2 separate regions of the Mus musculus genome follow, and region 2 is linked to region 1. The links are chromatin loops, found by intact Hi-C in ENCODE. Cell type or tissue: left cerebral cortex. All regions are shown on one strand. Each heading gives the region's core, and the rest is flanking DNA. Links, peaks and the distances in the headings are about the cores only.

Region 1 (15,100 bases), core at 3,747-11,746:
CTTCCCTTTCTACCCTGCCTGGAAATTTACTTCAGATGTCGCCTCACCAGAACTCACCAAATGCAATCTCCCAACCATGGGGAGACTTGTGAGCAAAAGTCTCCAAGTCTCTCTCTCTCTCTCTCTCTCTCTCTCTCTCTCTCTCTCTCTCTCTCTCTCTCTCTCTCTCCTCCCTTCCTTTTTGATGCCCCTCCCTCTCATCTCCCTTCTGAGACAGGTCATATTATGTAGTTCTGACCGGCCCCAAATTCATGGCTACCCTCCTGCCTCAGTCTCTTTAAGTGCTGAGATTACAAATGTATACACACCCACTTCTCTCTTTATAAATTACCCAGATTCTGTTGTTGTTGCTGCTGTTGTTGTTACCTAGATTCTGTTTTTGTTTTTGTTTTTGTTTTTTATGTAAAGCAAAATTGACTGAGACAATCATTAACCATTCTAAAGGAATTCTTTGTGTTTTTCTCTATTCTCGAAGATCAGAATGTCATGTACTTTATTCCATGTTTTATTTGTTTTTGCGATAGGGTCATACTATGCAGAACAGGTCGACCTGACATTGCAATATAGCCTAGGTTGTCCTCAGACTCATAATCTTCCGGCCTCAGCATCCCAAGTACGGGATCCTAGGCATGTTCCACAGTGCCCAGCTTACAGAGTGTACTCCACAGCTCCTTGGACTGTTGCTGAATGAGCTAGTATGCAGAGGTGGAGGAAAGCACACTGACAAGGTGAAGGGAGCTTTGATATGCATTTATTTTTGTTTTACGTTACAGCTTTGAGGTGCACTTCAGATTCCAAAAAAAAAAAAAAAAAAAAAAAATCTATCTGTTTCAAGTGTACAATCTAGCGATTTGCCAGATTGTGCAATCATTACTATAATCTAATTTGGGAGCATTTTCACTACCCCAAAAGAAGCCTTGTGTTTCTTTGCTTACTCTTGTCCCCTGGCAACCGCCAATCTATTTACTGTCTCTATGGATCCTCCTCTGGGAACATTTCACATAAAGAAATCATAGAATTCATGGCCTTTCACATCTGGAAGCTTTTGCGTTATAGCTTTGAAGTTTGTCCGTGCTGGGGTGCTAGTTGGCACTTCATTCTTTTTGAAGCTCAGTACCCATTCTATGGCATGTTGGGCAGATAGAAGCCCTGAATTCTGCCTGGCATGAAGCAGCAGGCGTTTGGGTCACTTCCATGTTTAGTTGTTAGCCTGCTGTGCTGGCGTACAGGTCTTGCATGGGTGTATATGTCTCTTCCCTCTCTTCCTCCTTCCCCTTTTCCTTTGCATTGGGGATTAAGCCCTTGCACATGCTGAGTGTTGAAGCCTTGGCTTTCTGAAGTAGCCTCACCTTCTACTTCTGGTTGATCCTCCACTTGTAGTCTTTCTGCTTCCATCTCCTGAGTGCTGGGATTATAAGTGCGCACTGCCACACACTAGGTTCATGAGATGCTGGGATGGAATCTCAGACCTCCTGAATCCAAGGCAAGCACTCTATCAGCTTGGCTGACTACTCAGTGATGGAGCTGCATCCTCAGCTCCCTGTGTTTTGTTTCTCTTGGAGATAGCATCTTGGTTTGGTAGGCCAGACTGAGTTCAAACTACACAGATGTCCTACCTCAGCCTGTGTCACCATGCCTGCCCTGCACTTCTCTCTTGGACAGTAGTGCCACTCTGCTCTTCTAGTCTTATCTCTATACTGACTGGTAGATAACTCACATTGCCTCATAGAGCCCTTCCTTCCTGTCTCTTTTCTTTCTCTTTATGCCTCCCCTCCCTTCCTCTCCTCTTCCATCCCCCTACCCCCTCCCCTCTCTTCCTGTCCTCTTTATCTGTGTAGCCCAGCCTGGCCCCAGACTCCCAAGTGCTGTGACTGTAGGTGAGCTTTGCTGCATCTCTCTCTAGAAAGTGGCTCCAGGTGTGAACCCTAGGGTCTACCTTGCTTTCTCATGATCCTGGGGATGGAACCCTGTGCCTTGCCTGTGCTAGGTAACTGTACCACTGAGCCATACCCCCATCCCTCCACAGTGGATGTATTGCCTGACAAGCAGAATGGGCTAGAACAAACAGCACTCCAGGTACAGTGTGCCAAACCCAAGTTAACGTCTTGTTTTGTGGTTCACTGGCCATATGACCACAAGCAAGTCACATCCTCTGAATTCATTTGCTTCCCTCTTGATGTGCACATTGCCACATCACCTATACCTGAGACAGCTTATTTGGTGCCAAGAATTCTGGGTGCTCTGGAGGTAGAATCTTCTGTTATAAAGAATTCTTCCTTGCAGAATAGCCCTAAATCAGTAGTTTTTTATTGAACCAGGCCACATCACCAAGTCTGGACAATTTGCAGGAAGCCGTGTACCTGAGAAGTACGTGTTTGAATTCTCTTAAGATGTGGTTGGTCCATTGGTATTTTTAGGAAGCTTTTGTTGTTGTAATTTTGTCTCCTGTTTTTTTTTTTCTTTTTGAGACAGACCCAAACCCTACAACACACACTGGCCTGGACCTCACTATATCACTCAGGCAGACCTTGAACTTTCTGGTGGTTTTCCTGCCTCAGCCTCCTGAATGCTGGGATTAGAAGACGTCATCCTCCAGTTTAACAGCTGTTTTCTATTATCTCTTAACAGCAGCTGGGCTGAAGGAAGCTTGTCCACAATTCCTGGACAAGCACTAGCTGTAAGTGCACTTGTCAGGTTGCCCAGGATTCTCCTTAGGTGAGATGGCTTCTGTGTAGACTGGGGCCCAGGCAATGCTCTCAAAGCTGAGGTGGGCCCAGCTGAATGGCTTTGAAAAGCTACAGGGATTGTTCTAATGTCCTGCCAAGACCACAGTGCTAAAGGAACTTGATTCAAAGCTCAGACAAATATGCAAGAATTTAAGGCTTTTTGTACCTAATACTGAACTGACTTTGTCTCAGCCTAAAACGCTGAGAGGTTTGTGCCCAGCTGAATAGCCATAGGAAGCCATACAAGCTTACTGAGCAAGGGGCATAAGGAGTTGGTCAGTACTATAAGCTGTGTACCCCTTATCGGAAAAACTTGGCAGGAAACAGAAGTAGGCAGATCTCTGTGAGTTAAGAGGTAAGCCTGGTTTACATAGTTTCAGGTAAGCCAGAGCTACATAGTAACATTCCCTTGTTTAAGAATGGGGAAATGGGAAGTAAAGAAACAGAAATGGGACCGAAAATGTTGAGGATTTTGTAATGTTTGCATATACATAATACAGTGTCTTGGGACTGTGACCCAAATCTAATGAATCTGATATTAATACTCACAGCTCAAATGTAACTTTATACAATACCTTCCATGATATTTCTCTTCTCCTTCCTCCTCCCCCTCCTCTCCTCCCTCCCTCTTTCTCTCAGGCCACTCTAGTCTGGGATTCTCCTCATCATTTAACCCTTATCTTTCAGGGCTGGGACTACAAGTGTGCGCTGTCATCCCTCCGATGCAGTTTTGTTTGACGGTGGACTTCTCCAGAGGAACATCCTGTTAGCACGGACGATGGTTTGATTTTGGACTGTAGGTCTTCGATTAGTGATGCTCAACTGATTATAGCAGTGATAGTGAAGGGTCCAGCTTTTTAGAGGTTAGGAAATGTACTTTAATTTTTAAGCTAGCAAAGAAAGGGGCCCTTTCCCTTATGTACTCTTGACATATGCTTCTTCAGCACCTGAAGTCCACGAATGTCTCAAGGGCAGGGAACTTGCAAGCCCCTGCTAATGTCTGCTAATGTCTGGTGGCTGACTAAATTGGTGGATACACCTCAGCAGACCCATTTTGAATTCAGGAGGGCTAGACCATGACATCCCCAGTTCCCCAACCATTTCCTGAGAAGCCAAACGGGCTCTTTCTCTCGCCTTTATTTAACCTTTCCACTATTTAGCCCCATCGGCCTGATTCCAAAACCCATCAACCCAGATGACTTACATCCTCATCTCCCCACCATGTCCTCCTCTGATATGACACACTGTCACTGGGCTTCCCGGCTTCGGCGCCAGGCTTCAAACCTGTCTTTATCCATTGTTCAGTTTCCTGTGAGTCAAGTTCAGCCAGGCTTCATGCACTACAATGATGGTCACAAACACAATCCCTTGCAGACACCTGGGAGGCAGCGCCGCCTGTCACCCACCACCAGAGCTAAACTGAAGGAACCGAGGGGCGTTCCCATTCCAGCAGCTCTGGGTGGCGGGGTCGCCCGGGAGTCCCTCTGCCGGGGAGCGCCCGGCCCTCCGCGGGCGTGGCCGGTCTGGCCCGGCCCCTGGCCCGCCCTGGTCGCCTCGAGAGAGTCCCCGCCCGGCCACGGGCCGCCAACCGCGCTCTCTCCGTGTCTTCCCGGGCTCCGCTTGCACCGGACGAGCCCCACAGAGGGGGATGCTACGCGCACCACCTCCCGGGGCAGTTGCACCTCTCTGCTCACTCCGGCGTCCCCAGCCGCGACACCCCGGGGAAGTTGTCTCGTGAGCCCGCCGCCCCCGGGTCTCCTCCTCCTGAGCCCCGCCCCCCGCCCAGCGCGGGGGACCGCACAGCCGCCCGGCCCGGGGGCGTCGCCGCTCGCTCTCCGGAGCCGGTGGAGCCCACGAAGCCAGCTCTGCTGGCGAGCGTCCGCTTCCCTGCAAGCAGCGCGCGTGGCTCGGCGGCCCGGAGACCCCTGCGCAACCCCGCCACGGCGCGCGCCCAAAGCGCGGGAGCCCGGAGCACCGGGCGCCTGGGACCCCGCGCAGCCGCTGGCCAGCCCGCGGGGCTCGGCAGGGATGCGGGCTGTGCTGTGAGACCGGGCGCCAGGGCCATGGCCGGCGCCCGCTGCCGGACCCTGTACCCCTTCTCCGGGGAGCGGCACAGCCAGGGGCTGCGCTTCTCTGCGGGCGAGCTGCTCACGCTGCTCCAGGTCCCGGACGGCGGCTGGTGGGAAGGCGAAAAGGACGACGGGCTCCGTGGCTGGTTCCCCGCCAGCTACGTGCAACTACTAGAGGTGAGAGGCCAGGGCCGGGGTCGGGGACCAGCTACCCTCCAGACAACCCGGCTTTGGGGGACGAAGGGTGCGGGGGAGGGGCTGGGGCGTGGACAGCGTTCTCCTCCTACCCGGCCTCCTGAGCACGTCGTGGCCTCTGTGGGGAAGCGAGAACTTGTTGCCTGTGCGAGTTCTGGAGCAAGCGGGCGCTCTGCCGCGGAAGACAGGGGCCACCAAGGGACTGCCGAGCCAGGTGGTCTTGGCAAGGCGAGAGGGTGATGGGGGTTTGGAAAGGTGGCCCCACAATTCCGCCTCTCTGGTAGACTAGCGGTCAGTCATGCTGACCAGGGACAGGTCGCCTGGCTGCCTCCAGGCGCCCACTTGCCGGACTGCTGAGAAGCACCAGTTAGCAATGAGCTGGAGCAGAGCAGCAGGCTAGACCCGTGGATACAGCTGGACCCTAGGTAGCCTCCCATCCTCTAGGATCAGTACCCTAAAGTGCCTTGTTCTTGGGGATCTGGCTTGGTCCCAAGGCTTCATAGGACTGCTGAGCCAAGTCAGCTGGCTGTTTATTGTCTGGGTGACAATTGCGAGGCCTCTTTGGCCTCTAATCACTGAGCTCATGGTCACAGTCTGAGTGAAAGCCCAAGTTTCTAAAGTCCTGTGTGTATGTGTGTGTGTGGTGTATGGTGGGGTGGGGTAGTATTTTTCAGTCTTTACTGACAGGCTGCTGACCCCAGGATTGTCATAAATGCTAAACTAGTCCTCACCATCAGTAATGTGTGTATTCTTAGGTTTTGGTAAAACCCAGCCTAAATAAGGGACCAAATTTATTTTTTACTGGGATCTATTTAAGAAGAGAGTAGCAAATTTTGAATGAAAATGTTACATGCAACTCTGGCCCACGGTGAGGTGGAGAGATGGTTGTACAGTGGGCAGGCCTGACAAGTGTCCAGTGGCAGCAGCATCAAATGTCTGTGCAGCCTTCGGAAACACATGATGCTTCTCTCTGGTCCAAGAAACAAACTTGCTCTAAATGGACCAAGGCACTCCTCAAAATGGACTTGGTAGTATTTCTAGGGGAAAGGCTGGGATGAGCTTCCTGGGGTCTTAGCAGAGGTGTCTCTGGAAGCTCATGGTGTGCTCTGAGAACCTGTGTCAGCAGGAGAGGCTCGGGCTTGGTTCTCTGCTTTTCCAAGTTCCATCTCTGAGAGCTACATTAAAAACAAAATTAATGGAAGTATCCTTTGACAGGGAAATCTTGAGTCTCCTGGCAAAAAGCTCTCTGAAATGCATGTGTGAGTTCTTTTGGTAGCCACATTTCCCCAGGAAATACTGATGTGGAAATTTGCCTGGTGATTGTCTGTCTAGGGAGGAGTGTCCCTGACTGGATTCAGCCAGCTGTTTTGGGTGGGGATTCCTAAGAACAGAGTGCCCCTGCTTTTCAATGGAGCATGAACAGACCCAGAAGACAGCAGAACTATCCTCTGTGTTGGCCTGGGTGTGCTTGTGGCATCCGTTAGCACTTATGGAGCTAAGAAGTCCCTGGTACCTAAGGACTTTTCAGACACCTCCAGTCTATTAATAGCACCTCAGTGCTACCAGGAGGACCCTCCAGTTGTACCTACACAAGCCATGTGGACTGTCATCAATTTCCTAACAGCTCTGTGAATGTCTAAGAGCTGTCCTCCATATAGGAAGCTTTATTCGACTTGAGCCGCAGTCTTGTAGCTAAGGCTAGCTTCAAATTTGCAGTCTTCTTGCCTCTGCTTCCAAGTGCTGGGATTCCAGGCTTGTGCCACAGTATCTGGCACTGTCCTCGGTTTTACAGACAAGAGAAGACACGACAGCATTCGAAAAGCATGTCTGTCACCTAAGGAGTCACGTTTGCCTGTTAGCCTAACAGCTCAGGTGGCTGAATAAATTCCTTGTGCATTTTGAACCCCAATCACCTGGACTAAGCTAAAGGAAGGGTCAAGAATGATGTATGTGGAGATGGCGGGCATTGCCCTCCAGTTGGTATATTGGTAACAGTATCCTTCATATGACCTGAAATTCTGGGGCCTAAGAGTCGATAGCTGTATCCTGGGACAGCCCGGACCACTCCTGCTGCCATCTCTGAAGTCTGAATCCACTCATAACCAGCTGATTTCCCTAAAGGTGAGGGCAAGGGTGGACCTGTCCCTGCTGCCCAAGTACTGACTAGGATTCTCTCAGCACCAACATAGAGGTTCGTGGATCCAGTTCTTGGTGGCTTGCAATCTCCCATGAGAATAAGCTGGACCACTAGGCAGAGGGCTGGGAAGGGACAGAGGACATGCTGTGGAGTCTCTTGGGGTGGGCTGAGTTTCATAGACAGGGAGGAAAGTTGAATAGCAGTGGGTAGCGTATGAAGTGTATGACTTCTGAGACTACAGAGTCTGGCAGCTGCTGGGAGGCAGAGGAGGGCCTGTGGACTCAGAAGCTGGTTCTGCTGTAGGGGTAGAAGTCTGAACAGAATGGACCTCATCAGCCTCCCTGGAAAGGGATGGGGTGACAGACAAGCAGCTGAAGAACTTGGTATTCCTCACAGTGTTCCTTTCGCCCTCTGGTGGAAAGAGGAATAAAAGGAAGTGTCTTAAAGGAGGATGTGAGATACTGACAAGAATTCGCAAAGTGGACTCTCTCTCTCTCTCTCTTCCTGGTTCTGACAAAGGATGGGAAGTTAGAGGCCAAACTTGGCAGGAAACACTATGGAGGGGAACTGGGAGCTGAACTCAGAAAGGACTACTAGATCTGCCTTGGAGATAGCCAGCTTCAAATGAGAGCAAGGATCAGGAGGACCTGGTCATTGGGGGCAATCTCTTTGGTCAAGACTCACGGGAACTGGAAAAATGATAGAGTGGGTATCTGGATGACGAAAGATGAACTCTAGAGGACCTAAGCCAGGACAGAGAGATAGAGGACCCAGGAACCCTGGCCCCAGGAGTCCTGGTTACTCAAGGTGTGGCCAACCCTTTAGAGGGCACTTAGTTTCCCCAAAGATATGAGGTCTAAGATAGTTGACTTCCCATTGCTGTGTCAAGGCACTGAATGATAGCATTTGCAAGTGGGAAAGATGTATTTTGAACCTGGGCTTAAAATTTTCAGTTTCTGGTCAGCTTTTAGTCCAATAAATTATGAGTATGTGGTAACAGAGAACGTCTCATAATGTCCAGGAAAGGAAGGGGATGGTGTTTTAATTCTACCACCCCCTACCAAGACCTACTCTCCAAGGGCTCCATCACTTTCTAGGAATTCCACAGGCTGGTTACTGAATCTTTAGCATATGGGAACCTTTCAGATTGCAACCATAACCAGACCTACCAGCCAATACCCAAAGCTGGCTTTGGTGTGCAAAGACCCTGGGATGAGAGCATCTAGAGAAGCCTTTCCTGATGTCACCTTCAGCCACATAGAAGGGGAGCAGCAGGGAACTCCACTGACATTGTCTGAGAGACATAATAGAAGAAGAATGGATGGATGGGGGAGATGGGGCCAAGCTGGAGACTAGAGAGTACATGTCAGACAAGCTCCAGGCTAGGCTCTGGATCACCTTATAGATTTGTGGACCTACACAATGGATGATTTCCACCAGCCCTCAAGGGTGTAGGCACAGCTCCAGGGGAAGAGAGATAGAGGTGGGAGGTGGGCTCTCTATCCCAAGGAAGACTTGTAGCGTCAGGTGTGGTTCCAGAGTAGGCACAAAGGCTGGTCAGGCCTAATAGACTCAGGGATTCTTTGTGGTCTGCTCTTTCTTTAGGTAGAAGTCAGGGACCTAAAGGGTGGTGTAAGATTTCAGTAGAAACACCCGGAATTCGGGGAGATAATTTTACAAGGGTGATAGGATTGGAATACAGACACGACAGAGCTCTCCTTTAGGTGGTGCTGAGGTCCACACAGGCAGGTTGTAGTCCTGAGAGACACTGCTCAAATCGTGTCCTCAGATGTCTGTGTTGAAAACCTAACACTCAAACACAGCAGTATCAGACGGTGTTAGGTTCTGAGGGTTCCACCCCCATGAATAGATTAATGCCAGTTATAAAGAGGCCTGAATGTCTATAGTTTGAGAGCTTGCCCTTCCTCTCTCTGCCTTTTATAATGGAGTGGTGCCATAAGAACTCAAAGATGCTGGCAGCCTCCAGAGCCATGAGAAATATATTCATTTGATAGAACACCCAACTTGTGGTATTCCCTTATAGCCATTCAAAATGGAGTCAGCCTCACACACAGACTTCATTAGTGCTTGTCCGTGGGACAAGGCGGGTGCAGAGGGTCGATCCTTGAACTCCATCTCCTCTCTTCTCCCTCTTTGCTCACCCGAGGATCATGTGATCACATGACAGGAGGTTATAAGGATTAGCTTATAGTAGGGATTGATGGACTGTGCTGAGGATAATGAAGAGATGGATTTTTCTATTGCTAGGTAACAGAGCACCCCAGAATCCGTCCTATATGATTGAGTGGCTGGAGCTCAGCTGGGCGGGGCTTCTGTTGGTTCACCTTGACAAATTCTATGCTACAAGCAACTTGCAGTCAAATGGCAGAGGAGGGTCAAGTCCTGGAGACTCCACTGGGCTGGACTCAGAAAGGCCCAGCTTCCCTCATCTGGCTGTTCCCTGTGGCCTTTCCACATCATGTCTCTCCTGCAAGGCGTTTTCATGTGGGCTTTCTCTGGCAGGTAGTTAGAGGGTGGTTTGCTGTTGCTGTAATTTTTTTTTTAGTTGTTTGTCTTTTGAAACAAGGGTTCTCTGTGTAGCCCTAGATTTCCTGGAACTTGATCTGTACTCCAGGCTGGCCTCAAACTCAGAGATCTGCCTGCCTCTACCTCCCAAGTGCTGGGATTTAAGTTCGTACGTAGTCCAGTGGCCAGCTTCCCAAACCACAAAGGGATGGTTTGTTGTGCCTTCGTAAGGCTTTAGCCCAGGATGAGCACATCACGCTGCCACATGCTACTGCCAAAGCGAGTCACAGGAACAATCCGGCAGTGGCATGGAAGGGAGGTAGGCTCAGTCTTGGAGGCGGGAGCAGGCTCCATGGAGGACCACCTTGCATATTTCCTGACTCCCAAGGATGGTGAAGACATCATGTGACAGACAGCAGAAGGAGGCAGCAAGGCTTAAGCTCAGCTTCTGAACCAATGAGAGAGGGAGAGAGAGAGAGTATGTGTGTGTGAGTTTGGGGACTTTTTGTTTTGTTTTGTTCTAGTCTCCAGGGATTTCTTTATAGAGTAAATAATGCAGCTAGAATCTGAAATCCTGTTTGCCTGGACCCAAAGCCTGGGCCTGTCCATAAGCTGTCAGCACACCAGGCCAGCCTTGTCATGCCAGAGCTTTGATAATTAATGGACACAGTGTCTCTGAGCTGCCCGACATTCAGGAGATGTTTGCTATGGTACATAAATTGATTTTAATCTAGAGTCGTTTTTCCTGTAACTTGAAAATTACCTAAAATGGGTGTGACTTTGACCTTCACGCCAATATTTTTTTTTCCAGGCAGTCATTGACTCTGTTCACAGTCAGGGTTGGTGGTTTCCCTGGTATGTAATTGGGACCAAAATTGTGCCATTTTCAGAGTCTTCTTGCCATTCAATTAGGGGCCCACATCAGCGGCTGCTGCTGTTTGAACATCTACCTTTGGCCATAGCACTGTCTCTCTCTGCCCAGCAGGAAACACCCTTCAAAAACACTGCTTGCTGGCTGGGCCATGCGGCCACTTACAACACTTTAAAGCATTGGGCAGAGCTTCTGGGCTTTATGGACTCCAGGAATCTTCACAAAAGTTCCCTTAGCAACAAGCCCGCAGGAATCCCCGACATCTGATATCCACTGGGCAAATCTCTGAGATCTACTTCCACCTAGAAATGTGAATGCGCCACCACCTACCTATAATTTTAGCCTAAGACCAACTTGTGTCTGTCGGCTGGGCAGACCCTCACTGGGAATGCTGTGCTGGCTCCACTGGTGAAGGGACGTGCGTGGTAAACCAAGAAGCCCTGTGTACATGTGTGGGGTCGTGGCTGTTAACAGACTACCCACAGGGAAAGACATTCCTAGAGCGTGCTCCCTTATTACCCACAGCAGCAAGGTAATACAAGGCAAGTCTCTTTGATAGAATGCCCAGACCGACCCCCCTGTTCTTAATTGTCAAATTAGTCATTTCCTCTCTTCCGGCAGAGGCAAGGATTCCAGGGTGGTGTTTTTATACCTATAGGAAGAAGTAGACATGGCTGCCAGCAGGTGTGCCTGGTTTCTCTTTTGGGAGAGCAGAGCATGAGGTGACATAGTAAATGCATAGCTGTGAAGTCTATGTGGAGTGAGTTTGGTGGGGGGAGGGGGCCCTGGGACCAAACCCAGGGACAGTGTCTGAGCTGCCTGCCTCGCCCCATGTGGGGTATTACAAAGATCTGCTCTCGTCCTTCCGTCCCGTTTGGTATCTCCTCCATGTGCCCTCTGATAAAGCTCTGTTTTTATTCCTCTCACTTCCCGCTTCACTGAATCTACTTCCTTTCTCAGGCTACAAATTCAAGTCCTGGTTGAATTCCCAGGCACTCAGATTTCACACATCAAAACTTAAGTCCATAATCTCTGCTCTCGCCACCATCTTTTGCTCACTTTCCTGACAGAGGGAAGGTCACCTCCCTCTGTTCACCCTGTCCCTGATGCTTGAACCTCTTCCTCTTCCTCTTCCTGTCCTGTCCTTTATCTAGGAAGTCTGCCCTTCCTCCCTCATTAGGCTCCTTGGAGCCTTCTCTTTCTGCACTTGCCTTGGCAAAGTCTTTCTAGCCAAGGCCAGGAAATGTTTTCTAGGCTTTGTGAGCCAAGAGGCAAAGTGAAATTGAAGCTGGTGCAGGAGGCAGCGAGAGGTGAGGCCATATGTGCTCTGTCACCACCCCACAGGGCTGCTGTGACAACACAAAAGCTACCATAGGTAGTCCAGAAGTCTGAGCTTGGGGTAGTGCTCTGGGAAAACGTCTGTTTGTTTGTTAAGACAAAGTCTCATGTAGTCCACTCTGACTGCAAATCAGCTAAGGATGACCTAGAACTCCAGTTCTTCTTGCCCATACCTCCCAAGTGTAGCCCATTAGGCAGTCAAGGCTGGCCTTGAACTTGTGACAGTTCTTCTACCCCAACTTCTGGAGCACTGGATCTGCAAGCATAAGCCACCATGTTCAGCCTTGAGTTAGCGGCTTGCTCTGCCACAGGTTCCCAACATGAGTTTATGTCCATAATGCAAAAAGTTCATTTTATACTCTCTTATTTAAAAAAAAATTATATATATACAAATCTGACTGGTGAGGTAGCTGATCTGTGAAGAGTCCTTTCGGCTCTTACAGAGGATGGGAGTTCTGTTCACAGCATCCATAGTAAGCTACACATAGCTGCCTGTATCTTTATCTCCAGGAGATCTGATGACCTGTTCTTCATAGATATGTGCACATGAACAGACACACACACACACACACACACACACACACACACACACACACACACACACACATTAAAAGCAAACAATCCCAAAATCAACAGAAAACAGATTCCCACAGGAAGGGACAGAGTTGCCCTTTCTAATAAGAAAAGAAAGCACCACCAACACACCCTATCTTACTGTAACTCAGGGCCTGCCAAGGTAACTACAGAGATTTACTTATGACGTTTCTGAGATAAACTTCATTTATGTAGCCTTGATTGGCCTTGAACTTGGGACCATTTTCCTATCTTTGCCCCCCTATTGCTTGGGATTACAGGTGTGTACCACCAGGCCTGGCTACAAACGGCATTTTTAAAGAAAACAATGTAACAAAAGTTCTTTTTCTCATTGTTGTTCTTTTTAGACAGGGTCTCAGTAGATAGCCCGAGTGAGCCTAGAACTGATTATATAGCCCAGGCTTGCCATAAGCAATCCTCCTGCCTCATCCTTCAAGTGCTAGATTACAGGAATGTAACACTACGGCTCTCCGTCAACAAAAAGCATTAAGAGTGTGCATGGATCTGACCCCTGGTTGTACTTCTAGTCTAAATGCCTCTCTGACAAGGTATGAACATCGCCATGCCAACAAAGCACTTCTTAGTAAGGACAAACTTAACTACCGTCTAACTCCTCGAGAGGAACGGTTTAAAATGAGGTTTACCTAGGCTTAGTCCCAGATCAGGCTTGCCAAAGGGTTCAATAACTAAATGAAAATGGAATTTCAAAATTCAAAATGTTGCTTAGTGACATTTCAGAAGAAAAAGGAGATGGGAGCATCCAGACATGAATTACAGTCAAAAATGCAGGGATGGCGAGGACTGCACACTAAGTAGCGTTTGTGGCTAGAACAGGTCGAAGGGCTATGTATTGGCTCAGGCCACATTATTTTAGACAGTACCAGTTACAGCAAATCTTTGCATTTTGAGAGGTAAATTTGGCTTTTATTTTTTATCTTCTGAGAAACCCGGATTTCATCTGCAGCCAAGTCTAGGGTGTCGCTGTGTGTGACTGCCTGTCTGTCACCTTGTTTCAGAAAGCGTTTAAGGCATCCTACCAAAAAGCATATGGTACAGAAAGATTAAATCACAAATATACGAGGGAACCTGGGAAAAGGAAAAGAAAGGGAAGCAGAGGTAAGGGCTGCTGAAGTGAAGGCAATGGAGACCAGTCATGTTTCTCAGGGGCAAATAAGAGCAGCACCTTCTGGTAAGGATGTTTTGAGTGGTTTGTAATGAAGAGATGTTCTGGAAATGGTCACATTATGAGCTTGTGTGGTGTCGGGAGAGGTGAGGACAAACTGTAACAAATACTTCTGGAGTTTCAGTGGCTAAAACAGCACAGTTTGCCTCTTCTGCTGAATGTCTGTTGCAAGGTAGTTTGGGGCTACAAGCCTCTCCAGGTCCCCAGGAGCAGGGAGCCTCACCCGAGAATGGAGAATGGCGTTAGCATTCTAAATCTTTTGAACAGAAGGCTAACGGAGGAAGTCTGTCTGACCTTTCTCCTACCTCCATTCCTTCATCCCCATCGTCTTATTTCCTGGGCTTAGGCTTTCTTTGCGAGATGCTCCTCCCTCATCTACCCAAAGGACAGATCCTCCGGAATAACTCTCAGGAAGAGACCATGGTTCATACCCTGCTCAGCCAGGTGAAGTTTGTCCCAAACTACTACCCATTCTCCAGACCGATTCGTGTCTTCTGAAAACCACTCTATGTCAAAATTCGCTTCCAACTCTAACAACCTCCCCTTCCCTCTTCCCTGAGAGGGTGCTAAGTGTTCAACTATGTGGACTTCCATTGAGGACGACTCCAAAGTCTTCATATGTTAATCCCACCTCTGTCCACTGCCTTTAAAAAAATGACTCTGATCATCAGACCTCCATGGAGTGGAGACAGAGTTGCTTCTTCCCTGTTGGTTCCTTTTCATAAGCTGTCTTGGTGTCAAGTACTCCCTGTGCACGCTAAGTAAACACTTGGTCCACTAGGCACAGACGTGATCACTTCCCGATTCTAGTCTCTGCTTTTTTGTGTCTCTCTTTTATGTTCTACGTACTATGCATCTACAACCTAGACAGCACACTGAGGTTAGCAGTTATAAACTCCCCTGTGTGTGTGAGGAGTTGGGTAGTGTGAAGAGGTGGCTCAGTGGGTAAATCGCTTGTCTTGCAAATGTAAAGAGCAGAGTTCAGATCCCCAGTGCCTGTTTGTAAATCCCTGCATTTGGGAGGTAGGTTTGGGTCCCTGGAGAAATTACCTAGATAGAGTACTCTAGTGGCAGCCTCAGGTTCATTGAGAGACCATATCACGGTAAATAAAGTGGACATCAATTAAAGAAGACCCATGATGTCAACCTCTGACCTTTCCACACACTCACACATATCTGCATGCACCTGCACATATGTATGCACACATATCCACACATGTACATATATCTGTGTAAGTGTATTACTCACACTTATGCAAAATATAAAAATAAAACACTTCTCTTGGGGAGCCTTTCAAGACTCTCCTGTCCTGGACCGCTATGACAGGTGACTTTTTTGGAGAGTCTGCGGGTTCACACAGGTTCTGCCCAAAGCCCTTCCAGACAGATGTTAGCATCCATTATGAAATTCTCCCTCCTTCCTCATTGCCTGTCAGATGCAGAGAACTAGAGAAAGCCAGG
Region 2 (15,100 bases), core at 3,932-11,931, 190 kb after region 1:
CCCAGCAACTAGAAGTGAGCCTATGTGCAGGGGTCAGGAACTGAACCCAGGTCCTCTGCAGGAGCACTAAGTGCCTTAACCACTCAGCCACCTCTTTGCCTTTTCCCTTTTAATAAAGTCCTGTGCGAGATGTACAACCTCCTTGGGGGTATACTAACTAGGCAGATTTGGACACTGTCTAGAAACACACACGCACACACACACACACACACACACACACACACACACACGGGGTGGGGGGAGAGTAGAGAGGGAGACAGAGAGGAGAAATAGCTTCCCCAACTTACGGATCTGGGAAAGAGTGTGAGTCTCAAGTGTGATCCCATGAGGTCAAGAGTAGGAAGCTAGACTGAGGCTTGAAACTGGCTGTGACAAGTGTGTTGAGCATCGGCAATGGAAAGCGTTGCAGTGGGGCTTCCCCTAGCCCTGGAAAGGAGTCTTAGCAGCACGCAGTGGGGATGTGAGTATGCACCAAGAAACACACATTCTAGAGGAGTGTGAATTTAAAGTCTCATATGTTTGTAAGGTGAGTGGTGTGTTTGTGTGTCTATGTGTGTGTGTGTTTATGTGTTTGTGTGATGTGTGTGTGTAAGCGTGTCTGTAGTGTGTGTGTGTGTGTGTGTGTGTGTGTGTGGTATGGGTGTGCTTATGTGTGTCTGTTTGTGTGTGTAGTACGTAGAGTGTGTGTGGTATATGTGGTATGTGGGTGTATGTGTTGTGTGTGTGTATATAGTATGTCTGGTGTGTGGTGTGTGTGTGTATGTGTGTGTGGTATATGGATATGGTATGTATGATGTGTGTTTGGTGAATATTCTATGTGTGTGATGTGTGTATGTGGTATGTGTGTATGTGTATGAGTGGGGGAGCATGAGTGATGTGTGTGATGTGTGTTATATGTGGTGTGGTATGTGTGATATGTGTGTGGTATGTGTTTGTGTTGTGGTGTATGTGTGTGTGCATGAGTGCTTCTAAGGAGTGAACTGAAACCCTTGAATATGCTAGAGACATTCTCCCACCGAGCCACATCCCCAGCTCTTTTTATGTTTTTTATTTTTATTTTTGCTTTGCTTTCTTGAGATAGAGACTCACTCTACAGCCCTGGCTGGATTAGAATTCACTATATAGTGTAGACTGGCCTTGAACTCACAGAGATCCACCTGCCTCTGCCTCCCAGGCTCTGGGATTAAAGGCATGTGCGGCCGTGTCTTGCCTTTTTTATTTTTTATCTTAGTGATAAAACTTAGTGAGATGACATTTCACTAACTTGCCCAGGTTGGTCTGGAACTCACTCTGGAGCCAGGCAGCCCTTAAGCTCATAGGATTTCTGCCTCAGCCTCCTGAGTTCAGCAGAGACAGGTATGAGCCAGCCCGCCCTGATTTTGTTTTAGGAAAGCTGACGCTCAAGCATCCATGTACTTGATCATCATTTATTAATTAGGAGAGCCAAATTCCATGACAACCAATCCACCCCATCCTCTTCCCATTAACTACCTGAACTTCCCCCATATCTAAATCTAAAAATTTGAGCACTAACATCTCAATGTGCTTTGGGCTTGGGAGCATGTACTTTCTGTGACAAAACCATGTGACAAAGCAACTTAAAGAGGCTGAGAGTCGGCTTCCCTGGGAAGGTGTTTGCTGTGCAAGCATGAGGAACTGACCTCTGTTCCCATAAAAAAGAAGCCACATAAAAAAGGCAATATGGCCATGGGTGTCTGTAACCCCACCACTGGGGAGGCACAGAGGCAAGTGTACCTCCGGGTATCAGTGGTCATCAGCCTGGCTAACTGGTGAGCCTCAGATGAGAGACCCTCTCCCAAAATAAAAAGAAGCAACAACAGAGGTTGATCTAAGGAAACAACACAAACACACAGACACATACACACACAGATACCACCACCGCCCCACACCCATATATCATACCACACATACCACACACACACACACACACACACACAGTCATCATACATACAAACACATACAACACATATCTCACACACAACACACACACACTACCTTGACACCATACCATACCCATACATCATACCACATACATATCATACTACATAAATACACACCACACGTACACACCACTCCTCTATATACCACACACATACACACTCCCCTACACACAACATGAATTCACATACACACCACTCCTTTACATAACACACACACCACTCCTCTATACACAGATCTCTCTCTTTCACACACACACACACACACACACACACACACACACACACACACACACACCACTCCCCATACACACACACCACTCCTCTATACACACACACACCACTCCTCTACATGCGCGAGCGCGCGCGCGCGCGCGCACACACATACACACACACACACACAAATGAGAAGGGAAGGGTCTCTGGTTCATTATTTGGAAGGATGCAGCCATCATGACAGAGAAGGCATGGTGAGGGAGAGGAAGGCAGCTGATCACACTGCATCTGCAGTTGCTAAGCAGAGAGAGATGGAAGCCGGCGCTCACCAGGCTTTTCAAGGCCCTGACCCTGAAAGTCTATGACAGTTAGTGAGTCTGCATGCTTACACTTCACTTCCTTCAGCTAACCCTCACAGTCACACCCGGAGGTGTGTCCTAGTAACTCCAAACCCAGTCAAGTTGAAGGGTGTCTTGGCATCTGGCTCTTCAGATGGGGGCCACACAGCTGATATGAGAATATGCAAACATTCTCAAATTCTAAAAAATCCAAAATCCGAAGTATTTTTTAATCTCTGAGATTTTTGGAAACGGATCTTCACCCTTACTTACAGGCGAGCATTCAGAGACTGGGGGTGGAGAACTCCTCCAGAGAGGGGATGAGGACTCAGGAGATGGTGGAGGAGCCACCTGACTCAGGAGAAAGAGACAGGCCCCTTGTCAGCACCTGTGATGGCAGCTGGGCTCTGATGACCTCCGCTTCTGCTGATCATGCTCCTGAGAAGGAAGCCAGTCCCCAGGGAGCTCAGTACACTGGCTGCCAGAAACTAGAGACATTCTCCATTCATTCCTAGCTCTTAGCTGCAGACCGGATACCAATAGATGGCCCTGCCACATGAGACCTCTTGCAACCCTGGGATGAGGAGGGAGAAAGAGGGCTGCTGTGGCCAGAAGCCGAGGGTGCCTGTCTGTGGCCCCCGCAGCATCTGAGCTGTGTCTCTGTCCCCACAGTGAATGGATACCACGCATCAGGGACCCCGGCGCACCCTCCAGAGACTGCCCACATGAGTCTCCGAAAATCCACCGGTGATTCCCAGGTAAGGGGCTGCCAAGGGAGGTAGGGCAGCTGAGTACCTAGCTCAGGGAAGATGGACTTGGGGGTCAGGGACAATGGCCCTTTTCTGCTATTAGTGGAAAGAATCTCTGGGCTGTCCTAACAGTTCCTAATGATAGATGGCTTGCAGGATTGCAGTTCGTTGGTTTTCTAAAAATTGGAGGTAATTTGGATCGGGAGATACTGATTATAGTTGTCAGGGCAGAGAGATCCACTCTGCTACCCACATATCCAATAGTGTCCAGGTTTTCTGGCAGGTTAGGCGTGTGAGCCAGCCAACTGTTGTCCTTGAAGTCCTCTGCTGTGCCCATCCTCAGTCACCTGGAATGGAATTTAGGAATGTGACCATCTCATTCTAACCTAGCATAAAATCATTTTTGTGACAGGGTCTTATGTAACCTAGGTTGCCCCTAGTTTTTGATCCTCCTGCCTCCAGCTCCCAAGGGCTGGGATCACAGGCATGCACCACCACTCCCAGCTGGGAATTTATTTTAAAATTGACAAACTGCTGTTTCGTGTGACATCATGAGATGGGTGTCCAGAGCATGGGACCACAGAGCAAGCTCATCAGATTGAGTCAAGGGTCGTGGTGGACCCACTGAAATGTCCATCGTTTTCCTTATCTGCAAGATGCTACATCTAAGTGTGTGTGTGTGTGTGTGTGTGTGTGTGTGTGTGTGTGTGAGAGAGAGAGAGAGAGAGAGAGAGAGAGAGAGAGAGAGAGAGATCGAGACCATGTATGTATTGAGGTGTTCTCCTCACAGAGTATTAAGAAGAGCTTCTTAAGGAAGCCTCCATTTTATGCCCTGTCATACTTTCTTTGGTATCAACATTGCCAGCCTACAGGGATAGCTGATGGTGATGGTGATGACTGATGACCATGGTGTTAATATTGCTGAGGGAAAGACCCTGAGCTCTGTGAGTGCCATCAGCTAAGGTATGACACCCACTCCAATGCAGCCAAGGCTGTTGAGTTTGGAAACTTAGTAAGTTGTCCTCTCAGAGGACCAAGCATTGGTTGGACTCAGGCTCAGTAAACTGTGGTGGAGACCTTGAGGCTCTGCGAGAGACAGGTCTTTGAAGTCTCCTACCTCTCATGAGCGGGGTGCATTCCCAGCCAGCACCCAGATGCCAGTGGTGCTGCTACTGGAGACCATGTCTGGAGAGTGGGGATCAAGGCTTAGTTAACGCTACGCAGAGCTGCCATTGAACAACAGCAAAGCCATGCTGCCTCCCCAGCACCATGAGGAAGGACACTGGAAACAGCTCCCCATTCTTTCCTTCCCACTGGAATGTGACTGCCCTGGTGGTCAGGAGTACTGTGAAGCTCCCACTCAGCCATTTAAAGCATGCTTGCTGCCGGGGCAGCTTAGAATCCGGAAGCTGATTTATCAGAGTGCTGTATGCCTTGGACAGAGGAATGTCTCCTATTGTATCTGTTCTTGGAATATACTCAGGGATTCTGACTTACATGTAAGGTCATTCATACAAGCATGATTTGTACCTCCAGAACAATGGACTGATCTAACCATCCAACAACAAAGGGTGGGTAAAATGCCTTCCAGTGCTGGGCATCTAGCCAGTTGGTGATATTACATACACAGCCATTAAAAAAGCATCCTCCCGAAGAAAATGTAATGACTAAGAAAATGCTTCTAACTTAAATCACATGGGAGAGCTGAAGATAGGGCCCAAGGGTTAAGAGTATACTGTTCTTCCCGAGGATGTGAGTTTGTAAGACCCCCGAAGCTGGGCCTCCGCTCAAGTCCCGGGATGAGCTGGCCAGCACCCCAGTGACCCGAGAGAAAACCACACCTGATGCAAACTGCAAGAGGTTTTATTATCAGCTAGCCATGCAGGGCAGGGGAGTTCGACCCCAAGTGGTGACAGTTGGGGGCTTTTAACAGCTAGCTGAGGAATTGGGAGGAGTTGGGAGGAGAGTTGGAAGGAGTTGGGAAGAGGTGGGAGGAGTCGGGAGGAAAGTTCTTCTCTTCCAGGTGTCCTTGGTGAAATTTACAAGGCAGGAGTGGGGAGTGAGTTCTTTCTGAATTTTTATCTCTGTGTCCTCGGCACAGGAAGGCAGGCATCCCTGGTTGTAAAGTATAGAAACAAAAAGGCTTTTTGCTGGCTATAGAGAACAAAGAGTTTCTTTCTGGCTGTATTTTTAGAGATCAGGGAAGACAAGCTTGGGGAACGTCCAGGGGCTTTACCTTCCTGGGAGAAACACTTTAAGCTGGGGTCTCACAAGTTCAATTCCAAGCACCCACATCAGGCAGCTCACAACAGCCAGAACTCTAGCTCCAAGGGATGACACCCTCTGCTCACTTCCATGAACACCTGTACTCATGCATGTGTGTGTGTGTGTGTGTGTGTGTGTGAGAGAGAGAGAGAGAGAGAGAGAGAGAGAGAGAGAGAGAGCATCCACAGGTATGAGCATCCATTTATGTGTGTGTATGCATGTGTGTGCAATGTGTGTGTGCATGTGTTTGCATGTGTTTGTGCTTGCGTGTATATGTGTGTGTATGCATGTGTGTGTGTGCGTGTGTGCAAATATAGGGTATTCAGTTTTATTTAGAAGAAAGAAAGCTGTGTTTATGAGAAGAAAGATGACCAGATCATCTGTGGTGACCTAGCTGCACCTCAGACTGAGTTTCTGCATTGGAGACATTTGGTGGCATCTCTGATTTTGAGTGTTACCACCAAAGAGGGGATGTTGGTGCATGTGGAAGATGCAAGGGATGTCACCCACTGTTGTGCAATGCAGAATGGCTCCTACAACAAGGAATTACCTAGTTTGAAAATATGAATCTCGTTAAGGTTGTAAAAGCATGATCAGAGACTGAAAGTAATTTTACTTTCTTCAAGTTTTCTAAAAATCAACACATTTCACTTTCTATAAAAGACAGATATACTTTTTTATTTAAGAAAATAGGATGCGGCTGCTGGAGAGATAGCTTAGGCTATGAAGTGCTGATTGCACAAGCCTGAGGCCCCGGGTCCAATTTCCAGCCCCCACATAGAAGTCAGGCCATGGTGGTGATCTGTAGTCCCAGAGCTGGGGAAGTGGAGACAGGAGGATCAGCGGGCTACACTGGTCAGCCAGCGTAGTGCCCGTGGTGAACTCTAGGGCAATGGCAGACGCTGTCTCGGGAATGAAGAAGAGAGTGATTGGGACTGACCTCTGCCACACCTTGTGTGTGCTCACATATATGCGTGTGCATAGATATATCACACACACACACACATACACACACACACAACTCCACACATACTACACACACACACCACACATATCATACCACACACACACACCCCACACACACAACACCACACACACTACACATACACACACACACAACACCACACACACTACACACATATTACACACCACATACACACACACATACACACCACACATACACACCACATATCACATACCACACACACACACATCACACATACCACACATATACACTATATACATATACCACACACCATACATACCACGTACATACACCACACATACCACATATATACACCACATACATACACCACACACACCACATAAAAACACTACACACACACCACACACATATACACACCACATATACACCACATACATAAAACACTATACATGCACATACCACACACAGATGCTACACACCACATACATACATACATCATACACACATACACATACATACATGTACACATGCATGCACACAAACCAATACACGCACATGAACACACATAGTTGATAAGGGATGTGTGGTACTGGGTTTCCAGGGAAGGCCAGCTCTGAGCCCCAGGTTGGTAGACAGTGGCTACAACACACAGGCAGGTTAGCATAACATTCGTTTTGGATGATAACCCTGAAGTAAGACCTCCTCAGAGAAACAAAAGTCAACAGTGTGGTACGTGGCAAAGGTAAATCTGCATCTGCCCGCTGCATCCGGAACTGTAAAGTAGATCCGTTAGGATTCTTTCAGGCTATGAACAGACAACATTTGAAGAGGAAGCCGCTGGTTTTTAAGCCCAGTGTGTGAACTGCTGAGGCTAATTATCAAAAGTGCTCTACCAGCTAACCATGAATAGGTTGAGAGAGTCTCCCTTAAAAGGCAGCAGGGCCCAGGCAATGCCTGAGCACACACAGCATTCTTCAATACACAGGGAGATTTACTCTCCATCCCGGGCTGCCAATCATAACTCACGATTGTTCTTGATAATATCTTAAGACTGAGACGTGGCTCAGCGGCGGAGTAATTACCTAGTGTGTTCAAGGCTCAGGGTTTGGTCACTAGCATGTGTGTGCCTGTGAACAATGATTAAATATGAGTGAATGAAGGGCCACGTAACCATCGAAGAGGTGGGATTTGAGGCCACAATGGCCAAGCCCAGATTTGCGAAGAGCCTTATTGATTTCGCTCTCTTTGAGAGGGCAAATGGGAAGGCATACAGGTAGCAGGAAGGGGCAGGCACACCTAATGTCCCTATCAGACTGAGCGTCCTGCTTTTTCCATTGCCCAGTCTTTTGAGAGCTGGGTGGATGGGCACTGGTGGTGGTGGTCTGGTGCCTCCCAGTGGAAAACTTCAGTACTGCAGACATCAAGGCGGCTGCTGCCTGTGTCCTGGATAAAGGGCACCTTCCTGGTTGGGAGATAGCCCGGGAGTCAAAGGCCAATAGCCTTAGAAGAAACAGATCTTAGATTGCACCTTCTCTTCCTGCCCACCATTACTTGGGCTTTTTTGTAATCCATCCTTCCATCAGTCTGGCTTCCTGACTACCCCAAAAGACACAAAAGGAAAGATGGGACACTGGGGCTCCTACAGAGTGTGTTGAAGAAGGTAGTTTAAGTGGAGAAAGAGCTGAGAGGCTGTGTCTCTGCAGTTCCTCCCCAGGCCCCTGGCTTTAGTAACGCACACCCAATCATCGTGTATTTAGGTCTTTGCTAGGCTCTGAGGTATGGAAAGGCTCAGCCCTAGCTGGGGAGGACAATGGGTAAACAGTTGTTTAATTGTATCAGTGGTAAGAACTCTCGGGAGGCAGAGGATTTCTGAGTTCAAGGCCAGCCTGGTCCACAGAGTGAGTTCCAGGAAAGCCAGGGCTATCCAGAGAAACCCTGTCTCGAAAAACCAAAAAAAAAAAAAAAAGATGCTAGGCTGGAGGAGTGGAAGAGGCTACACAGAGGGTTGGTTAACAAAAAGATGGGGGGGGGGGGCTAGTGAACAGTCTTCCAGGGCACAGCATGTAGATGCCTAGAGGCAAGAAGGAGGGTGAAGCTTTCCAAGAACCCACAGACATCAAGTGTGTGTCATGCTGTGACTTACTGAATTGGCAGGTGTGGGAGGGCAAAAGATGCGGCAGGAGGGGTCTGCATGGCCCATCACAAGGAGCCCGGTTTTGTGCCAACAGCGCTGGGAACTGAAGAGGGTTTTTCCTATTCCTCTAGGATTCAAGAGATCCCTGGGGAGGGGCTGCTCGCCTGCGTGTCATGGAGTTGCTCACAGCTTAGCCAGTAGTGTGTGTTCTTTGTGGCAGCAGAGATGCTGGGATACAGCCAGGATGTGGGAGTAGCAGTTCAGCCAAACGGGAGGAGAACTAGGCAAGCAGTACACAGATCAGGAGGAGCATGGAGTCTCTGCTCCAAGGATAGCCTGGGCTATGTAGTGAGCTCTGGATCCAGAAGGAAAAAAAAATTCTCCAGAATTATATGCAAAGGGCAAAATGTAAACGTGTCTGTTGTAGGACTGTGTCAACTTACAAAAGTCAAGGGCTTTCTGTGACAGGGACCCACGGACCTAGCATCTCATTTCAGTGAGCGCTGGCATTAGGCCAGTGTTGGTTCATGAATGGTCTCATCCTGCCTCGACATCCCCACCTGTACCTACAGCAAAACTCCTGACTTATGGATCTAAATCAGTGGTTCCCAACCTGTGGGTTGTGACCCTCGGAAAGTACATATTTCCAATGGTCTTGGGAACCCCCAAACACACATTTATTTTTGTTGCTACTTCATAACTGTAACTTTGGTACTGAGCACTGCCTCAGCTCCTAAGACCATAGGTTACTAATGCCCTAAATATAAGTATTTCTAATTGTAAACCAAGTGGAAAAGGTATCAGAGTACCATTACAGTACCCCAAAAAAACACAAGTCCAATAATATTATCTATCATGTGCATTCTAGATTCTAATTCTTTAATGGTCCCCCAAATGCCTTTTATACCAGCTTTTCTCCCCAGGTCAAGAGCCATTCAAGTTTTTGATATGAAAACGTTGATTACTTTGCCTCTTTAGCCCTGTCTATCATTGTCTGTCCGTCCACCTCTCTCTCTCTCTCTCTCTCTCTCTCTCTCTCTCTCTCTCTCTCTCTCCTTCCTTTGTCTGTCTGACTGTCTATCTACCTCATCATCTCATGTGTTGAGATGCAACTAATTATTATACACTTCCATCATTTAAAATACAGTCTGGGACTACAGCTCAGTAGGTTATAAGGGGAGTGATCAACATCCAATCCCCAGGAAGCAAAGAGAGGGAGGGGGAGGGAGGGAAGAGGGAAGTGGGGGTGGTGCTCACCAAGCATTCTTGGTTGTTTTTAGAGTGCTCCTTGTGTGCATCTTGCATCACAATGGATTGTAGAGAATTCACATCCCTCTAGGCCTCCCCCAAAGCCATGGGCTGCTACTAGCCTACTTTCTGACTCCAGACTTTTTTTTTAAATGGTGCTTTATCTACAAGCAGGTCGGCTCTATGCAGTTCTTACTGGCTGACTGCTTTCTCTCCGATGTTTTTGATGTCTCTGTTGAGTGTGCTCAACTTTGATTCCCACTGCTGACTTGTATACCAGGAGCCGGGCGCTTTTGTCACCTTGTCTGCTCCAGTCTCTTTGTCTAGGCTGATGCCCCATGGCTTTTCTTTTGCCTGCCCTCACACTGACTTCTAGCTTGTTTTGAAGACTCCAGGTCGTTCCTTGTCTTGTAGGCCAACCTACATTCTTAGTCTGTTTGCTTTCTCATGCTTGGACCTAGGCTTGTCGTTTGACAGGCGTTCTGTATGGGGTGAGCTGGCTGCTTGCTGGCTGTTGCATCTCCAGGGAGGCACACAGTCGCAGGTCTGCCCCCTGTTGGGGAGGCCCTGGGTCACTGTAATAACTACAGATTTTTTTCATTTGTTTCCCTTTCTGATGGATGGGTAGCCCAGGGGACACCAGTGTGACACTGTGACTGTCCTGCCTCCTGACCATAACCACTCTGTGCCTTGAGTATCAGTGAGGATCACAACCGAAGTCCCTTTGACACTGGGATTTCCGAGTGGTAAACTCTATGTAGATTGTCATGGGTATCCTCCCGGAATGGTGTGTTCCCTCTGACCGCTGTGGAGTGACTCCCTTGTGGTCATTATTACTATTGAGCTCAGGCGGTCCCCCATGAGGACTATGGGGGTCATCTTAGACCAGTTCCTTTGACCTTTTGTCATATTTCCATCAGTATTTGAGTTCTCTTGCACCTGCTGGTACAGAAAGGACTCTGACGCTCTGTCTTTGGAATTAGCTGTTTCTAGGACTCTGCATTCCTATCGGTGAAGAGTAACAAACAACCCCCCCCCCCCCAGCAGAGGGTGACTCCTCTAGGGTTTCTTGCCTTCTGGTCCTTTATACCCACGGTAGCAACAGCAGCCATAGATAGACTCCGGCCAACGCCACTGGTCCCCTTCCTGCCCACCACCAATCCTGGGCTACATCAGGCACACAAGGAGAGTAACAGTGTAATATTGGTCCCTGACGGGGAGACTTGCAAAGAAGAGAATCTAACCCTGAGGCAGGTCTGCCCCTTTCTTGGCAGGTATGGGCTTGGTCAGTGTCTCTGTGTGGAAGAACCACAGAGAGACTCTTGTTCCCGCTCCTTCTTGATAGCTGCCACCCAGGGCTCTTGTTGTGCATCCTCTGCTTGTCGTCTGTACTGGGCACTTCTAGTGAATGTCCCTGAAGGGCAATGGTAGCTTGGAAGGGTACAGGCCAGGCCAGCTGGATACAGCGGTGGATTAGAAATACATATAGAAGATATTGTTGGTCACAAGCTTGAGGTCGGTCCACAGCATGTCAGGGTGGCAGAGGAGTTACTACAAGCACAGGTGACTGGATAAAGTGACTGAAAGCTGGTCAGGTCAGTGTGCCTCCAGTGAAGTCTCCAGCCAGCCGCTCAGGCCTGGGACTGACTGGAGCAGTGTAAGAACGGTCCATTTTACAGATGGAAAACCTGAGGTTCCAAGAAGTCAGTTCCACGGCCTTCATCTCAAAGTTAGTCATCCCTGAAATGGATGCTCCTCGAGACTACTTTTCAGCAAGAGAGCTAAGGATGGGAGTTTTCTACGAACAGGCTCTTTATTGGTCAGATCAGGGCAGGAAGTCTGTACATGTCTAGGATGCGCTCTTTTTGGCCTGGCTTGCTGAGGTCAGAACAGCCCACCCCAGGGGTTCACCTTGCCTGCGTCCCAGACCATGTGGCTTGAGGACGGGTGGAATCATCTGGCTTCCCTGAGGCGCCATGGTAAAGCCCTTCATACCTTTGGACCCATGCCAACCCCAGAACACACAGAGTAGTTATCCACAGTACCTCAAGGGAGCTGTGTTCAAGGGCCTCGTGAGACCCAGGACAAGTGACATCTCAGGGTTCTGTCTGGGGAGCTGTGGAGTTGAATCCTGAGCACAACTTCTAAAGTCTCAGAACTGAATAGTCTCATGTGTTAAATGTGCCTTTTTTTTTAAGCTGGCTGTTCTTGGCCATCTCCACCAACACAATTGTGGGACTCTGACGGTCACCTAGGAGTGCACGGGTAGTTAGGACTCTGGTTTCCTTGCTGACGATGGGGACAGTATATAAAAGGCACCCAGAAGGATGCTGTGCATATGGGAAGTCACTGTGGCTTCCAGGTACACTGCCAAGGTGGCTGGGCAGAGCCCATGTTCGTTCACCGTCTGACATTATGGACTCGGGGGGATGGGGGCACGTTCAGAATGAGATGTCACGTGCTGAGTCCTCTGTGCCTGGGGGAGGGCGGGGAAGGTGGCCTACAATCTGCCTTAACTCTCTGCTCCCCTGTCATTCCACTCCCATGCTTCCGCAACGTGGTCTGGTTACCAGCAGAGGGCAGTGGAGGGGTTAACTCTCCAAATCCCAGTTGGAAAGGAGAGGAAGGGAGACCTGGTTTGCTGTGGCTCTCTGGAGTCTGGGTTCAGCCTTCCTCCACTTTGCTTGGAGCCTGAGCACTCTGGAGCAGCTTGGGCTCTAAGATGCTGTTGCCTGCCCCAACCCAGAATATGGTGACTCAGGAGTTAACGACAGGCTGACACCCCTGAACTTCCCCACCTCAGGGTTCTTAACCAATCCCTCCACCCACCTGGGGAACAACGGGGATGGGGAAAAAAATGTCCAACATGGAGAACAGCTTTGATGATGGGTCTCACCTCTCTCCCCAGAACCTGGGATCCTCATCGCCAGGCAGGAAACAGAGCAAGGAAAACACCATCACCGTAAGTGGGCTCACTGTGGGCGGGGAGGGCTCCAGGGCTGGGGCTTTGGGCCACAGCTGGGGTTGTTGCCATGGCAACGTGGATCGCCAACCAGAATCGATGCTCACTGGGAAACAGAGAAGTTGCAGCCAAATCTTGGATTTTAGCTGAAGTTGCCCCCATTCCCTCCCTCTGTCAGTTTCCCATTTCACTTGCACTCTTCTGGTGAAGGGGTGGAGGAGGGCAGAAGGCTGTAACCAGGGAGAAGCTGTTTCTGTGTGGTGGGCAGGAGAAGGTGCTTGTGGGGGAGCGAGTTGAAGGGGGTGGAGTGTGCTGTGTGCAGAGATGTGACATGGAAATTACAGCCACCACGGGGCTGCTTTTGTTGCAGGGAAACTTCTGGAAGATGTCAAAGTTAAAAGCAAGAGAGAGCTCCCTGCAAATAGCATTTCTGGGAGTCCCTGATGAGAGAAGCTCCTGCCTAAACTCTCAGGGATTTGCCCCCCAGCTCTGGCCAGATACCCCTGTAGGGCTGGAGTAGGGTCCCCAACTCCTCCCTTCACACCCTCTGATGCGCTAAGGCCAGGACGTCTCTCTACTCTAAGGAAAGAGTTACTTAGATTCTCAGGCAACAGCTTAGATTCTCAGGCAGCAGCTTAGATTCTCAGGCAACAGCATCCCTGTACTCTAAGAAGGGAGCTGTTCAGATTCTTAGCCAACAGTAGAGATTTGAGAAGTGAGGTCTATTCAGTTTTGCTATCTTGGCACAAGCGTGGGGGAGACGCACACGGGGACATGCTGTCTTGGGCTCCTTGTCGCCCTATTCTGAGCTGCTCTGACTACCTCTGCAAAGATAAAAACCAACTGGATGTGTTGCTGTGCTTGCCCTGGTGGACCATCCTGCTTCGCAGGGACGAGAAAGCCAAACAAGCAGTAAGAGCAACTGCAATGCCCGCTGACACCTTGGTGTCCACTGCGTACACACCAGGACTACTCCCAGGGTTTCTGTTTGCCTCCTCCTGCGGGAGCTGTAGTTAATGGAATCAACCCTGCAGTGATTATACACCTGGACTCTAAAGCCAGAATCTCACTTATGCCATTTACAAAGTTAAGGCAAAGTTTGAGCAAGTTCCCCAGTGGTTTCTGGTGTCTGTCTCTGTCTGCAGAGCAGGGATGGTGAGGGCCTCAGGTATGGGCAAGTGGAGTCGGGAACGAATCGGTCCACAATTGTAAAGTACCTAGAATAGAGTCCAGCACACACTTTGTGCTCAGTATGCAACAGTGTGGTCATCACACGGTCCACACATGAGGAAAGTGGAATAGAGTGGCCGGCGGGCACTATGTTGAGGCTCACCTAACTAGGAAGCATCAAGATTGAAACCTCAGCTCTTGCCCACTGGCAGTACCCTTCCTGAGCTGACTTAGGGCCCGCGGGTCATCAGCCTGTTTTGACCTCCTTGTGTCTCCTGGAAACTGGGTTAGGGAACTTAGCCTGCTGCAACCACAACCTCTCTTCCTAGAGAATCTCAAGGAATCTGGCAGGCCTTAGGCAGGCCCCAGGTTTGGGCTTCTGGAGGCCTGGACCCCATGTCTCACACTGTTACCAAAGGCTGAAGCAAGGTGACAGCGTCTCAGGGCGGTTAGAAATGGGGAGAAAGGAAGAAGAGCAAATAAGAGAGAGACATTTTCATGATCTAAAAACAAAATCAGGAGTAAGGAGTGGGCTGGCTGGTTGTCTCAGAGACACACAGTGATGGAGCCCAACCAGAGTCAGGCCCCTACTGGGTCCTTTCACTCAGAGTTTCTGAGTATGGCCGTGAGATTCTCATTGGCTGGCTCACCTTGTACCCTCCTGCCTGGTCCTTCCCTCTGGCCTGTATCAGCGCATCTCTAGGATGGTCTGCAGCACAGAGCTGCTATCATGGCTTCTGGGACACTGTTTAAAGTGAGGACTCTGAGACATATTAGCAGTTGCTTTCTCTGGGACAAGGACAGAAAAGTGCCTTCCTTTCACTACTTCTGGAGGAAACTGAGCCAAGGAGAGACTGGCTATAAGTCACAGCAAGTGACAAAGAATATTCAGGACTGGAATCCAAGCCTCCCTGATGCCAACCTGGGCGCTTACACATACACCCCTTGGATACTCTTACCCCATGTCCCTTCAGGCTGGTGACCTGAACCATCCTTTCCCTCACCCAGGACTATGTCTCCATACGGAGCCCATAGCTCCATGTTCAAACCCTATAGAACGCAGCACTTCTTCAGAGGATGGGATGGCCCCATTTCTAGGAGGCTGAGACACCAG

What was found. Hi-C counts contacts between places; a loop is a spot of excess contacts. Peaks named below come from ENCODE experiments on the same cell type or tissue, not always from the same donor. Only the 100,000 strongest peaks of a DNase experiment are listed, where the experiment ranks them.
Region 2: it touches region 1 in a loop (4-fold over the local background); 10 of 42 quality-filtered maps call a loop at or near these places.

What each region holds. Positions count from the first base shown.
Region 1 is chr11:67,450,803-67,465,902 of GRCm38, forward strand. It overlaps a transcript of Gas7 not described here. Among named protein-coding and RNA genes, the nearest start is that of Gm40029, 110 kb to the left of the region's middle. In left cerebral cortex, for the core only: CTCF peaks have their summits at 4,148 and 7,538 (motif pointing left); DNase peaks (open chromatin) are centred at 4,198, 4,458, 5,014, 5,508 and 1 more place; H3K4me3 peaks cover 3,275 bases; H3K27ac peaks cover 2,172 bases.
Region 2 is chr11:67,640,097-67,655,196 of GRCm38, forward strand. It overlaps Gas7 (growth arrest specific 7), which reads left to right. Exons shown (of 14, transcript NM_001109657.3): 4 at 3,185-3,270; 5 at 12,763-12,816. Among named protein-coding and RNA genes, the nearest start is that of Rcvrn, 48 kb to the right of the region's middle. In left cerebral cortex, for the core only: CTCF peaks have their summits at 7,881 (motif pointing left) and 10,418 (motif pointing left); DNase peaks (open chromatin) are centred at 7,863, 8,790, 9,969, 10,324 and 1 more place; H3K27ac peaks cover 3,956 bases.